Regions from separate parts of the Homo sapiens genome. Here all the other regions are linked to region 2. A link is a contact called in ENCODE Hi-C or POLR2A ChIA-PET data. All regions are on one chromosome and are shown on one strand. The core of a region is the stretch at or near the end of the contact, and the rest is flanking DNA. Distances in the headings are between cores, read along the strand shown. Region 1 holds the start of LINC02234 (long intergenic non-protein coding RNA 2234). Region 2 has its middle 98 kb from the start of CHD1. Region 3 overlaps ST8SIA4 (ST8 alpha-N-acetyl-neuraminide alpha-2,8-sialyltransferase 4). Region 4 has its middle 39 kb from the start of MIR548P. Region 5 overlaps LINC01340 (long intergenic non-protein coding RNA 1340).

Region 1 (2,700 bases), core at 140-2,639, 1.2 Mb after region 2:
ATGGGGGAAAAATATCTAGATCCTTTAGAGTGGCCTAGAAGGCGTTCTGCAGGAAGGGCCTGGATTCATTTTCCAGTCCTCAACCTCAGGGCTGGTCTCTACACATCCTGGTGCATGACCCTCATTAAGAGCTTACAGTTTTCTCCAAGATCAGGGCTGTTCTGAGTCTCAATGTCCCAGCTCCTCTCTCACTGCACACATGCTCAGATATGTATGTCTTGAAGTTGGAATTAGATAAACACTACACTCACTGAACTCCGTTTCTTCTTCTTCATCTTTTCCTCTCTTCTGGATATTGTAGAAATTTCTATACAAGCCAGAATTCAAGAGACTACAGTATTCATTTATATTATATAACATTTTGTCTGAGACTTTAAAAATTGAACGTCATGATGTGTTCTCATGAACTGAAACTGTGAAGATTCAGTCTCTTCATCAGTAATAGTTTTATTTTATGTGTAAAAAAGCAGATCAATGTGACTTCACAGATATTCAGCATTTGGGTTATATAATCTTTTGTTTTTAACATTTTCTTATACTTCTTATCTCCATGGCATAAAAGTTGCCCTCCTGAATCAAGTTCCATCTACCATTTCCAGAATAGTTAATATTTTTTTCTGGTTCTTAGTAATACGTTGGTTAGTTGGTTTATGTTCCTAATGTTGGAAGGGAAACAATGTAAGCTTTTTATTTTGACTATAAAAGGAAGTTAACTAGAGAAATGGAAATGAAGAAATTATTCTAAGTCAAAAATAGGACAGTGGCTAATATTATTAGTATGGCTTTAAGTCCTATCAAATGAAAATGTTCTCTAGGTATGTATTATAAAATGATGGGCATAACATGAGGAAGTTACAGAGTGGTAAGCTGGACAGCTAGAAGGTATTTGAGTTTTATTACTTTCCCCTTAAAAACTGGAAAAGTACCAAGACAGGCCATTAAAACAGGCAGAGTGAGAGAAATAAACCATTGTCTTTATAGAAAGGCACATATTACTTTTATGAATATTATTTTTAAAGCTGAAAGTAAAGAACATCAAAAAGAAATTAGTAAAGACCATCTGGACTTGGCAGAAGCCTAGGGATGTGCCTTCCTTCCATCTGAGGTGAGGTTCCATTCTCCAGGAACGATAGCTGTCAGTCTTACCTTTCTGGCTCTTTGTGTCCATCTGTCATATGGAGTCAGGACTAGAAAATCGCCCAGGATCCTTGCAGTCCACAGTTTAAGCACATTATGAAAACTCCAGTTGGGCTGAATCATTTCCTTTCATTTATTTCAAAGCTATAGTTAGATTCATGTAGGTGCCATTTGAAAGTGCAGTCTATTCAACCCACACATACGAAATCAGCAGAGTGCCTCTAGCAACCACACTGCAGTAGCCATACTGTCCACAACCTCAATTCAAATTCCAATGTTATACTCAGACAAAAAGTGCTCTTCTTTTTTGCACTTAAATATAAGAGCAAACTGGTAGAGTGGAAAAGAACATGTTTATAATGCTAAAAATCCTCTTATTGTTCTAATTAGCATATATACATAAACATGAATTCATCTCAATGTATGACACCTAATTTATAAGTAAAAATGCTATGTGAAAATTCCAAATATGTATTCAAGTGAAATGTTTTACATATTGATACCTTTTATTGTTTTTTAATTATTCATGTATAAGTGATTTGGAAAATGATTTGGAAAACATTCAGCATCTTAATGGAAATAAATACCAGAGTTTTGCCTACAGGGATGATTTTATATTGAGAGAGAAAGAGAGAGGAAGGAAAGGGGAAGGAAGAGAAGGGGAGAGGAGGAGAAAGGATGTGAGAGGAGGCAAGGAAATGGGAGGGAAAACTGCAGTGCCTGAAGCAAGTCTGTCATGACTCTTATTCCCACATAATTTTAAAAAGCACTAACAATTGTGCTTTGTTATTCAATAACATAATTACTTTACAATTACCTGTCTTCTAATTTTATCTTGAAAGAGTGTGTAACTAAAAGAAACAAGGGTGGCATTGGTGAAAATAACACAAAAATATACATTTTTAATATATTACATACATTTGAAGTCAAAGAAGTGAAAATGCTTAAGAAATCTGTTTATGCACCAAAATCTATGTGCATGAGAGCACATGTAAAAAATAAGGCTATGATTCCAAGTTGTGGTTTAACAACCAGAATTTTATAAGGTTATTAAGTTGTACCACAGTATCTATTAAGTACTGACCTTTGCCACAGAAACTTGGCATGGACTGTTTTCTTTAGGAAACAGATACAGCAAGAGAGCCTCTGGTTTCTGTTAGATTTATACAGAATATTGAGCTGATCAAGCCATGTTTATGGTAACTGTCCAAATATAGACTATAAAAAAACATGATAAATTAACCTTAAAGTGGTAAGTCTGAGTGATATTAAGTGGCCTGAAAATTTAATTTCAATTAAACCATTCTTAATGAACTTCCTGGTGATTAGGCAATTCTTTGCTTTGTTTACCCTATTAGTGTAAGAAAACTAGGAAAATGTCATAATGATACAGGAAATACCAAACATACCATAAAAGAAGACATGGACTCTGGATGAGATTTGATGTGTGATATCATTTTTCTGCTTTAAATTTTTCAACAGTAAACTTGGCATCTGTCCAATACTTATGATTTTTTTTTTATGTATGTGCAAAATCATTCCATTCTCACAAGTATCTGATGA
Region 2 (2,700 bases), core at 186-2,685:
TCCTTATTCCAAATTGGTACCCTGTAACAAACTTTAATTATCTACTGTATACTAGACAATATGTATATTGTAAGAATTGCAAGGATGAATGATTCATATTCTCAAGGAATTTAGAGTCTATTAGAGGATAAAACTACAAAACTAAAAATCAATCATATGATCTGTTAAGAAATGACTACAGAAACAAAAGTAAGAAAGCAGCAAATGTGAGGTTTGAGGATAGAGACAGAAGAATTTCTGACAGGAAGTAATTTTTGAATTGAGCCTTGATGAATGAGAATATCACTTAGAAATAAGAAAAGGAGGACCAGGTGCAGTGGCTCATGCCTGTAATCCCAGCACTTTGGGAGGTTGAAGCAGGCAGATCACCTGAGGTCAGGAGTTCGAGACTAGCCTGGTCAACATGGCAAAATCCTATCGCTACTAACAATACAAAAAAATTAGTCATGCATGGTGGCGTGCACCTGTGGTCCCAGCTACTCGGAAGACTGAGGCACAAGAATCTTGAACCCCGGTGGCAGAGGTTGCAATGAGCCAAGATCGTGCCACTGCACTCTAGCCTGGGTGACAGAGTGAGACTCTGTCTAAAAAAAGAAATAAGAAAAGGGCATTTTAGGTAAAGAAAATGGCTGAGGAAGCTATAAAAATACCTTACATATTTAGTCTCTTTGCAGTTTTTTGCCTCCTGTGTGACAGCTTCCCCACATTACACTCCCTAACTAAATACCCATGAAGCCATAAGAATTCCCTCCATTTTTATTTCTTGTTTTGTCACCAACTTTGAAATTTGATAGTGTATTAAAATAATGGATGGTCCACCACAGTCATGAAGAATGAATAGAACCTCCTGATAAAAGTGGTTTTTGTGAGTTTTTTTAGGGATGGTTAATTTTTTAAAATCTGATTCTGGAATGCAAGAAGATTATAAAATGTTTTTAAATTTAAAAAAACAAACATCTGTATACCATGCTGTTCTCTTCTTTGCATTGGGATTTGGGTTATTTCATAGAGCATTTTAATTAATGGTGCAAATTAGTCTAATTACCAAATTAGTCTAAAGCTCTCAGAAGTGAGGTCAATGGATACACATGCTGTGGAAAGGCCAGACTTTTCATAAAGCCACAAAAACTATTTTTGGTACCCAGAAGATGACTTGGTTAGTATCAAAAACAGTAAGATCTACCTTCATTTAGGACATAAGTGAAAGACACTTCTGTGGTTAATAAATTTCACTGGCAGCAAGGGAGTAGAAGCCCCTAGGAGATACACTCCACTGCTTCTACAGAGAGGTAGAAGTGGAGTTTCAGTTTTAATTTTGCACTGTCTTTCTTTGAAATGATTCTAGCTTCTGCTTTTGAACAAACAGTAACAGTTTCTGATCCCTGTTTTACTGTCATTGAATATCAAATGGAGAACTTGTTTCTGAGACAGGAAATGCTAGTGAAACTCCTCGCTCCTGTCAGCACTTTCTAAGCAAAGTCAGGCACACTGCTTGCATTCTCTGTATTTGGAGATCTTCATCTTTACACGATGCTTATTGCAATCTGGAAGCTAAAATAATCCATACTCAGGCTTCAATAGCCTAAACTGTTTTTTTGTTTTTGTTTTTTGTTTCATTTTTGTTTTTTTTTTGTTTTTTTTTTTTTTTTTTGAGACAGAGTCTCGCTCTGTCACCCAGGCTGGAGTGCAGTGGCAGGATCTTGGCTCACTTCAACCTCCACCTCCTGGGTGAAGCAATTTTCCTGTCTCAGCCTCTCAAGTCCCAAGTAGCTGGGACTACAGGCATGTGCCACCATGCCCAGCTAATTTTTGTATTTTTAGTGGAGACAGGTTTTCACCATGTTGGCCAGGCTGGTCTCAAACTCCTGCACTCAAGTGATCTGCCCCCGTCAGCCTCCCAACGTGCTGGGATTACAGGTGTGGGCCACTGACCCAGGCCCAATAGCTTAATCTTCATATTTCACACCTGGAAAACTATAATTATAGTACTGCTGACTTTTTAAACTGGTACAAAGACTTATCTTAGGCAATGTCTAAAAAGTGCTCTAATCACCTTAGAAGAAAATTATGCACTCTACAAATCACAGACTTGGGAGGCTTTGTTAAAAGTAACCTGTTCCAACACTGCAATATATGAATCAAGAATCATTTGTATGATACAGTGAATTAAGATGGGTACTCTGGGCATTTTATTTTGAAAGGTCAACAAAATGCAACTTGTTAGAACAGTTTTAGCTCTGTAGCCTATGGCTACCAGTTTACGCTAAAATAAGTCTTTTATTATACACAGTGACAAATTCTTCCATCTCTTCAGCTCTTTTCACCAATGCAATGTATACTGAGTAGTATCTCCTTCAGTTAGTTTAGGCCATCTCTGGCTCTTCTGGAATATTCTGTCCCTCTCAGGGCTGCATTTGATATGCACTTTAAATGTATTTTGCCTATAATTTAAAAGATAGGATGGGGCTGGGCACTGTGGCTCACACCTGTAATCCCAACACTTTGGGTGGCCACAGAAGGCAGATCGCTTGAGGTCAGGAGTACGAAAACAACCTGGCCAAGATGGTGAAATCCCATCTCTAATAAAAATACAAAAATTAGTCAAGTATGGTGGCAGGCACTTGTAATCACAGCTACTTGGGAGGCTGTGGCACAAGAATCGCTTGAACCCGGGAGGAGGAGGTTTCAGAGAGCCGAGAT
Region 3 (2,897 bases), core at 224-2,723, 1.8 Mb before region 2:
ATAGATTGCTATACTGCGCTAGGTCTGAAGCTCCAAAGAAGAAAACAAAGCAGGGGCTTCCTCAAGCAACAAAACCAGCTTGGTAGCCAACAAGATTACATAGGGAAGTGACAAGGTAGTTTTGGAATGCTAGATCAAGGGATTTGGCAAATGCATGTAATACCTCTGGTGGATGGGACATGTAATTTGTCACTGATTAGAGATTCACAGAAGAGATTCCAAACAGTATTAAAGATCAGCTAAAAGTATAGGCTAAGAATTTACAGTAATGCCTATCCACAAATTGTGTCAGAACTATGTTACCAGTGGAGGGTGTCTAGGTTTTTGGTGTCTTGAACAAATAATTGGACAAAACACACAAACAAAGCAAGGAAGGAATGAAGCAACAAAAGCAGTGAATTATTGAAAATGAAAGTGCACTCCACAGGATGGGAGGGGGCCCAAGCATAGGAGCTCAATAACTGCGCTACAGAATTTTCTAGTGTTTAAATACCCTCTAGAGGTTTCCATTGGTTACTTGGTGTATGCCCTATGTAAATGGAGAGGATATTTCTTGTCATAGCTGAAGTGTTTCCATTTGATTTAGTTCTAAGAAGTCAGCGTGAATTGGCCTTATGTTCCCTGCCTCCAGACCCTATCCTCCTGCCTCAGCAATATACTGCATAATTGACCTCTTTTTAAAGAAATAAGCATAATGACTCCAATACCTATGGCTTGAATAAAAATTTGTGTTGATCCCAATTTACAAAAGTCCCAGTTTACAAAAAGCATCAGGTTCCCAACCATAATTTTACATACTCAACTTTATTCTAGAAGGGCATGGAAGGCAATAAGAGTAAACAGCTATGCAACTATGGAAATCAGTAACCTGTGTAGAAATTACCAACATGACAACAAAAATACGTTCCAAATAGATTTATGAACCTCTCTTCTTTCTTTATCATGATGTACAGTAGGTTTTGCATTTCCCTTATTTTGGCTTTCTCATTTAACTTGGTGTGCACAGGAAATAAGTTTTTGAATGTCTTACTGTGACACTGAGTGTGATAATGAGGAGGCATACTGTGATTGCAAATGGATTAGGTGGGGGCCAGGGAAAGGGGTACTTACTAGAGAATAAAACACACAGAAACAATCTTTTTTGAAAAAACAAACTATCTTCATTTGTTTTTATTGTTTGGAATATATGTAATAAGAAAACTTTGGGGACTTTTTTTTTTTCTTATATTCTTAAGTAACCTAGAGACAAGAATGTTATAAGAAAGAATGTAGGCTGACTGGAAAAGAGACCCTAAGGAAGACAGAAAGCTCCAAAAATGTTATGGGCTAGTCAGGAGATAATATAGGCATTCATCTTCCTCTACAGTAACTTGTGTGTTAAGAAATGACTTTGCCTTATTCAAGCACTGTGAGTCATGATGAAATGAACCGCTTGGGGGAATTTTGCAACTCGCTCAATGTTCTGACCCTTTTCATATTTAGGTATGATTGGGGATTTTCTAACCAAGCTGATGATGATATTAGGGAACATTTTCATAGCTTGTTCTTTAGTCCATTAGAGCAACACATTGAAAACTAGTTTCATGGTATCCTTGAAAATTCCCCAACTTGTACCCTAAAAAAAAACTCTAAAATTGCCATGTGCATATGTATGTATATACACACACATATATATAAATAGACACACATACACACACATAAATATTTCATCAAACAACTGTATGTATTCTCTGCTTTGGATTTCTTTAAAATAGCACTACAATCTTGTTAAAATAAGTAGAAAATACTCTAAAATGTTAAAATAAAAGGGTGAAAGGAAATTTATAAGAACTTGGAGAAATCTAAACACATTTGAAAATTCTCATTTCAGGTATTAGACAATGTTGCTGTGTCTCACTGATAAGACCAAATAAGATATGACATGATATAAAAGTTTGGGATCAGGAACAGTTTAAAAAAGACTCCGTATGAATTGAAAATATTAAAAGTATATATTTTTATTTAAATATATGTATATATTATATGTAGCTAATGCTTACATATGGAAAATATTTTCATGATTTTTTGACATAATCCAGTTAAATTTCTTATTTTATAAAGGAAACTGTTGCAGCCCAGAGTCTCATCTGCTCAAAAATAGACACTCAGTTAGTGGCACAGTTAGAGTTGCTGATTCCAGGAGCAGCTCTCTTTAGACCAATCTCACTATAGAACAGTGTATCTTTATAATAGCATGGCAATATTTGTGCCATTTTATCATTTCTTTTTGATGTATGATTTTTCAATATAATAAAACCTATTGATTTAGAGACCCTTGTATGTATTGCCAAAATAATATTCAGAAAGTGAGTGCTTTCTATTTATATAAGTTATCACAGATCTTGAGCTGTTTCTGTCTTGTGTTTCCTGGCCAGAGATAAAGAGAAGATTATTTTTCATAGACAAGAAGAGGAAACAACTAAATTAATTGCCTTTGTAGCTAGGGATTTATAGTTCAAACTTTGGACCCAAGTTTTTAAATAATTCTAAAATAGGATTTCAATGGTTATTTTTTCAATTTAACAAAGAGAACATAAATTCTATAGCTGAGTTCTGAAGCATTTCATTAAATTTAAGTTCATTTATCTGCTCAGGCTTTCAGCTGACATCTGCAGAGCAAAATCAAGATCTTTTCTGGCAAATTGATTGATGGTGTGCCATATTATTTATAAGGCTCAAACTATGTACATTTGAAATATTTTCATTTAAATGAAATTTGAAACAAGATATGAAACCTTGCAATATGTATTTACCCAGAAAACAAGTGAAATTCATATCATAATTAAATATAATTTTTTTGCATATTCTAAGTTGGCAAAAGGTTATAGAAAAATTTTTAAATGGGTGGGTGTGGTGGC
Region 4 (2,773 bases), core at 254-2,753, 1.8 Mb before region 2:
GTCTGTGAATTTCTATAATATGTACTGTTAAACATGTCATCTATGTTGAACCTTACATAATACCTTAAATGGTATATAAAAATTGACTGTACCTCTGAGTATTTCATCAGGATATTTTTAAAAAGAATTTATTTATATCTTCCAAATCAGAATTATATCCCAAAACACTTTTTCAAGATTTCTATAACTGGCTTTATAAAAAGCTATATCTGATGCAGATTTTTAATAGTCAACATTAAAATAGAGAATATTAGGGGTTTATTAGTAATTATTTAGACCTGCCAAACAGTATCTTTTATCATGGAGACAATTAGTTATTGTTAAATTTGACATGTTAGCTCTGTATTCCTAGGTCCTAGTGTAATGTCAGGTATATAATAGACAAAAGCATTTGTTAAATGATCAAATGAAGCAATGGTTCCTCTCTCTGGGAGTTTCTACTCCGGATGAGAATATGAAACAATGGAAACACAAAAACAGTACCATAGTAATAACACTAAAACATTAGAGACAAGATTGAACATTGTGGGAGGTAATATTGCAGACCAGGCTGAATTTTAAGTGACATAAACTTGTTTTCAAACCCCTGCTCTGTTACTGAGTAGCTAGGGGACTTCAGGCATATGACATCTCCTTTTGAGCCTTAAATTTCTCATCTGTGAAATGGGTCTAAATGAAAGCACATTAGCTTTCCAAGATATTGCTACTTTATAAATTAAAATAAAATTTGACGGCCAGTAGAAATCATGGAAACTTTTGAAGAATTGGACCATAAACTGAGATTTTAAGAATGAGTAGAATTTCAGATAAATGAAGAGAAAGGAAATGGAAACTGAGTGTAGTTGCAGTAAAGAAAGCAGAGGAGAGAAGAAAATAAGTGCTTATATGAAGAGAATTGTTAAGCTTTCTGATAATATGGGGGAAACATTAAGGTAGCTTTGATTAAATCAGTGGTGATGGTTGTATTGTATTGCACATGTGGATAAGTCAAAGATAACGCCCATGTTTCTAATTTGTGAAACAATATAGAGAGTGATATAATTCACTGAGGCAAAGGACACCAGAAAAGAATCAGATTGAAGAGTGGTAAATCAAGAACCCTGTGTATGGTAAGTTGAACTGCTGTAACTTTTTTGTGTTAATGTGTAATTATTAAAGAACCAGTTGAATATTGAATGTACTGATCTGGAGCCGAGAGGTTTGAATTAGAGATGTGGTTGCTATTCAGCGGGGAGAATCAGGAAGCAAATTCACCAAGGAAAAGGTATTCTCCAAGTGCAACATGATCAGAACAGGCTGGAAGCCAGAAATATTACATAGGATGCACATGTAAAGCTTACGGATGGGGAGCTGAAATTTTAACTGGAACCAAGAGAGATATGCTGCCAAATAAATGAATTGAGAAATCTTTAACTTAGTAGCAACATTTAAAGCCATAGAGGTATATACAATGTATAAGAGAGAAAACATAGAAAGGGAACAGAAACTTGGCAGAGGGCCCCATTTATGGAGCAGACGGCAGAAGAGAAGCTGAAACAGGAAATGAAGAAAGCATGAGTCACTGGGAAGCAAAACTTTAAAATGCAACTTCAGAAGAATCAAAGGAAGATAGTTTTAAGATAGCCCCAATAAACATTTAAAAAGTACCTCAGAGAAACCAAAGAAAAGAGCTTAGACATACCCCATGAAATTAGCAATTTTATCATACTTGAAGGCAGTGATGGAGTCTATAGTCAACTTGTAAGTAATGTGGGAAGTCTATAGATATTTGTCAAAATCTTTACTGGTTGTTTTCCCAAGGATCCAAATTCTTCCTTTTAAACAGTATGTCTTTATCTCTGGAATCAACATGAGAATATCAGAAAAACAAAATATTCTCTTTTAACATTTGTCATAATAATGTATATGCAGGACAATACGTTATAAGCATTTATATTAGTTATACATGTTACCAGTTATCTGAATTACATTAAAATTAGCATCTCCATTTCCAGGTGGATATTTTAAGGCCAAGGAAATGTCAAATGACTTGCCTTTTGTTCTGGTAAATCAGAGAAAATGGGCCTATCACTTAATGTTAATAGCACTTGGAATGCCTTCCAATTTATTTTAATTAAGGTCTTCATTTTCTGTGCATTTTTATATAATTTATTTTAAAATAATTTATAGCAAGGGAAAATTGTGATTTATTAAGAATAATCAGGACTTAATTCAGGCTAATATAACAGAATACCAAAGACTGGGTGGCTTAAACAACAAACTGTTTTTTTTTTGTTTTGTTTTGTTTTGTTTTGTTTTTGAGATGGAGTCTTCCTCTATTATCCAGGTTGGAGTGCAGTGGTGTGATCTCAGCTCACCACAACCTCCGCCTCCCAGATTCAAGCCATTCTCCTGCCTCAGCCTCCTGAGTAGCTGATTACAGGTGCGTGCCACCATGCCCAGCTAATTTTTGTATTTTGAGTAGAGACGGGGTTTCACTATGTTGGCCAGGCTGGTCTTGAACTCCTGACCTCGTGATCCACCTGCCTTGGCCTCCCAAAGTGCTGTGATTACAGGCGTGAGCCACTGCACCCTGCCAAACAACAAACATTTATTTCTCACCATCCAGAGGCTGGGAGGTCCAAGATCAAGGTGCTAGCAAATTCAGTGTCTAGTGAAGGCCTTCTTCCTGATTTTCAGATGACTGATTTCCTGCAGTATCCTCACATAGTGAAGAGAGAGGGAGTGAGCACTCAAGGTCTCTTCTATAAGGGCACAAGTCCCATTTATTAGG
Region 5 (2,700 bases), core at 7-2,506, 1.5 Mb after region 2:
AACGAAAAACAACTTAGTACAGAAAGGTTTATTTTGAAAAGCAATTAATAACTATTTGTAACATTTTTTCTGTCCCCTATTTGTTCTGGCAAAAGAGAAACGCTTTAATTCTGCTAATTGTTCCCGTTTCAGTTGTAATGTTGATAATCTTTAAATTTTAAAAGAAAATCTTATGCATTATTTCCAGATTTATTAACTGTCATATATCATTTATTGACTTTTTGCTATGATAAATGAGGATAAAACTGACTCTCTAGAAGCACTACCCTGGTTCATAATTGAGTAGGAGTGGTCAATCCTCATTCTATTTTTCAAAACTAAGAAAAAAAAGTTAAACTAGTAGCATGCTTTTCTTCACAGGATGTCTTTTAAATCATTGCCAAGGACACTGCTACTTTAGGCATCAGTGAACTGGAATTCTATAGAGGTATTAGAATGTTGAAACCAAAGAATATGATTGAAGATATGGGTTGGTGAGTCAATTACAACTATAATCTTCTGCTCCCTTCTGTTTCTCCTACCTTGAACCCCAAGCAACCTTCTCCAGGAAATCTTTTAATGATTCTCTTATCTATCACTTTCAATGATGCATTTTACTCATAGACTTTCATGATATCTATAGTTTCTTGACTTCTTACTTTCTCATTTGAGTTTCAGCTTCACTCTTGTCTCCTAAATGAAGCTAAACACTTCTAATCATTCTCCTTAAGGGTTAACTTGCCCCTGCCTCATTACAGAACTATTTAGTTACCAAGAACCAAATTACTGTCTTTCTACTATAACCTCATGTCATTTCTATCCACACATTTAGAATTGATGTGGTGGAAAGCACTATCCACCAGGAACCCACAAGCTGACTTCCACTTCTTGATTTGAATGTGTGGCTTGGGACACATCTAGAAAAACAAAGGGATGAAGTAAATGAACCCTCAGCTCTGACCATCTGCCTACTTGGTGCAGGCACAGTGGTTAGCCTCCTTTGGCTTTCCAAAGGGCCGACACTTTGTCAATATGCACCACTATGGCCACACTAGTTGTTAAGGGCAACTTCTGTTCTGATTGGTCAGTACCCAGTCAGAATAATCTATTCTCCCAACCAATATTTATTGGGTTCCTACCAGCAGCAAGGTATCTACTAGACCCTGAATATTTATTGGATAAAATATATATTCTAAGTCAAAGTGTCTCTGCTAGTAATGTAATGTGTGACTTTGGCCCAACCACTTAACATGCCTGGGTTTCAGTTTCCTCATTTGCAAAACAGGAAATGTTCAAAGTCTGTTTTTCTCAAGTGATTTATGAGTCAGTAATGATTACACTCAAATTGGTAGAATTCACTTTTTAAAGTTACAAGTAAAGGAAATAGGTCATATTTTTACAAAAGCAATATGTTAGTTTTTAATTATAAAGAAAAGTAAAGCCAATTACCAGGGGAAAAATCAGTGCAGCCATTTTCTCCCTGAATAAATGTCTAATTATCTACAACATCTCATTTTCCAGTTTCTAGCCATATTTATATATTCAGTTGTTATTGGAATTTTCACCTTGAGAAGATATCCTGATTTGACAGAGCAAAATATAAAATATGATCTTGAAGATAAATAAATCCATTGAACTCTGCCAACCACAATCCCACTCTGTTCAAAGCTGCAGTCGGGTTCTAATTCCTCAGCAAAGAGATGAGCCTGTGCTCTGTGCCAGGCTGTGTGAACCATGTGACACAACAAAATGTGTAAGAAATTATCTCCACCTTCAAATAGTTTAAGATGCAGTAATGTGACAAGCACAAAACGTAACATGACTGTAAACAGACATGGCCTGGTGAGTCCCTAACATGTCATGACATTTCAAGAGCAAGCACTGTGTGGTTTCACAGAAAAGGGCTGCCAAAGAAGATGGGATGTAAATCTCACTGATTAAAAAAAATCAGTAGCTAACACACACAGAGACACAACATATATGCATAACACCTATGCAGATGTGTTTATGTGTGTGTGTATATATAGTGAGAGTGAAAAATGAGAACCCATTCTTATCATTAGATTTAAAGAGAACACATACATGAAGTACTTAGAACAACGCTTAGCATATAGTAAGGGCCCTAAAAGGATGAGCTGTTAGGTCATAGGAACACTGACATTTGAGAAGGCCAGAACACCCATGAGAGTCACAAATGATCACTGAACATCCTTCACACCCCCAAGCCCCAAATTTCTGACCCCTCTCTCCTGACAGGTTTGCCAGCAGAACCCAACTAGATGGACCGGTTCCTCTGGAACCTGTGGTGGGCATGCCACCCAGGTAGGCCAATCAAAGGGCCTCATCTGCTTGGCTATTTTGGTTGATCTACCAAGAGGCACGTAACACTGGTGGCATCAGATTTCTTATCTGGATTTTTCTCAAACCTGCCACTGCCCTATTCCTGCCAACCATGCAAAAATACCAATTTATTCCATGGAAAGAGAAAAAAGATTAACTAGGAGGAGAGATCTCATTACCTGACAGGAGATAATGTCTTTGAAAAAATTAAACAAGCACCAGAGAACAGAATAACTAGGGATTTGTAGCCTTTAAAATATTTTAGCCTCTAGAGATACCTATAATTGTGCTTTTAGCATGAAATCTATGAAATAAATTTTGAGATTTATGGATATTTATTTTTCCTATGAAAATTTTCTTGGAATCATAATGGTGTAGTTT

What was found. A loop is a pair of places that touch in the nucleus more often than their neighbours do. ChIA-PET counts read pairs that join two places held with the same protein, here RNA polymerase II (POLR2A). Pooled maps may share reads with other maps.
Region 1: a map with no recorded cell type shows a loop between it and region 2 (8-fold over the local background). The contact joins the promoter of LINC02234 here to the enhancer-like site in region 2. A Hi-C loop is called at or near these places in 4 of 37 single-sample maps with no recorded cell type and 3 of 50 pooled maps. POLR2A ChIA-PET finds 5 or more read pairs at or near these places in 1 of 52 experiments (PC-9).
Region 3: a pooled map shows a loop between it and region 2 (6-fold over the local background). The contact joins two enhancer-like sites. A Hi-C loop is called at or near these places in 5 of 37 single-sample maps with no recorded cell type and 5 of 50 pooled maps.
Region 4: a map with no recorded cell type shows a loop between it and region 2 (10-fold over the local background). The contact joins two enhancer-like sites. A Hi-C loop is called at or near these places in 4 of 37 single-sample maps with no recorded cell type and 9 of 50 pooled maps.
Region 5: a map with no recorded cell type shows a loop between it and region 2 (16-fold over the local background). The contact joins two enhancer-like sites. A Hi-C loop is called at or near these places in 8 of 37 single-sample maps with no recorded cell type and 9 of 50 pooled maps.

Annotation. Positions count from the first base shown.
Region 1 is chr5:97,839,447-97,842,146 of GRCh38, reverse strand. LINC02234 (long intergenic non-protein coding RNA 2234) reads right to left here and starts at 1,389. Exons shown (of 3, transcript NR_146299.1): 1 at 1,147-1,389.
Region 2 is chr5:99,026,151-99,028,850 of GRCh38, reverse strand. No RefSeq gene overlaps it. Among named protein-coding and RNA genes, the nearest start is that of CHD1, 98 kb to the right of the region's middle. Within about 2 kb of position 1,435, at least 5 of the 41 ENCODE cell types and tissues checked have a DNase peak (open chromatin) inside an H3K27ac peak, as active enhancers do.
Region 3 is chr5:100,839,112-100,842,008 of GRCh38, reverse strand. The region is part of intron 4 of ST8SIA4 (ST8 alpha-N-acetyl-neuraminide alpha-2,8-sialyltransferase 4); the gene reads left to right. Among named protein-coding and RNA genes, the nearest start is that of MIR548P, 24 kb to the right of the region's middle. RefSeq lists enhancers at 209-428, 1,343-1,592. Within about 2 kb of position 1,473, at least 5 of the 41 ENCODE cell types and tissues checked have a DNase peak (open chromatin) inside an H3K27ac peak, as active enhancers do.
Region 4 is chr5:100,776,606-100,779,378 of GRCh38, reverse strand. No RefSeq gene overlaps it. Among named protein-coding and RNA genes, the nearest start is that of MIR548P, 39 kb to the left of the region's middle. RefSeq lists enhancers at 1,572-1,641, 1,413-2,612. Within about 2 kb of position 1,503, at least 9 of the 41 ENCODE cell types and tissues checked have a DNase peak (open chromatin) inside an H3K27ac peak, as active enhancers do.
Region 5 is chr5:97,546,732-97,549,431 of GRCh38, reverse strand. All of the region lies in intron 2 of LINC01340 (long intergenic non-protein coding RNA 1340), which reads right to left. Among named protein-coding and RNA genes, the nearest start is that of LINC01340, 43 kb to the right of the region's middle. Within about 2 kb of position 1,256, at least 2 of the 41 ENCODE cell types and tissues checked have a DNase peak (open chromatin) inside an H3K27ac peak, as active enhancers do.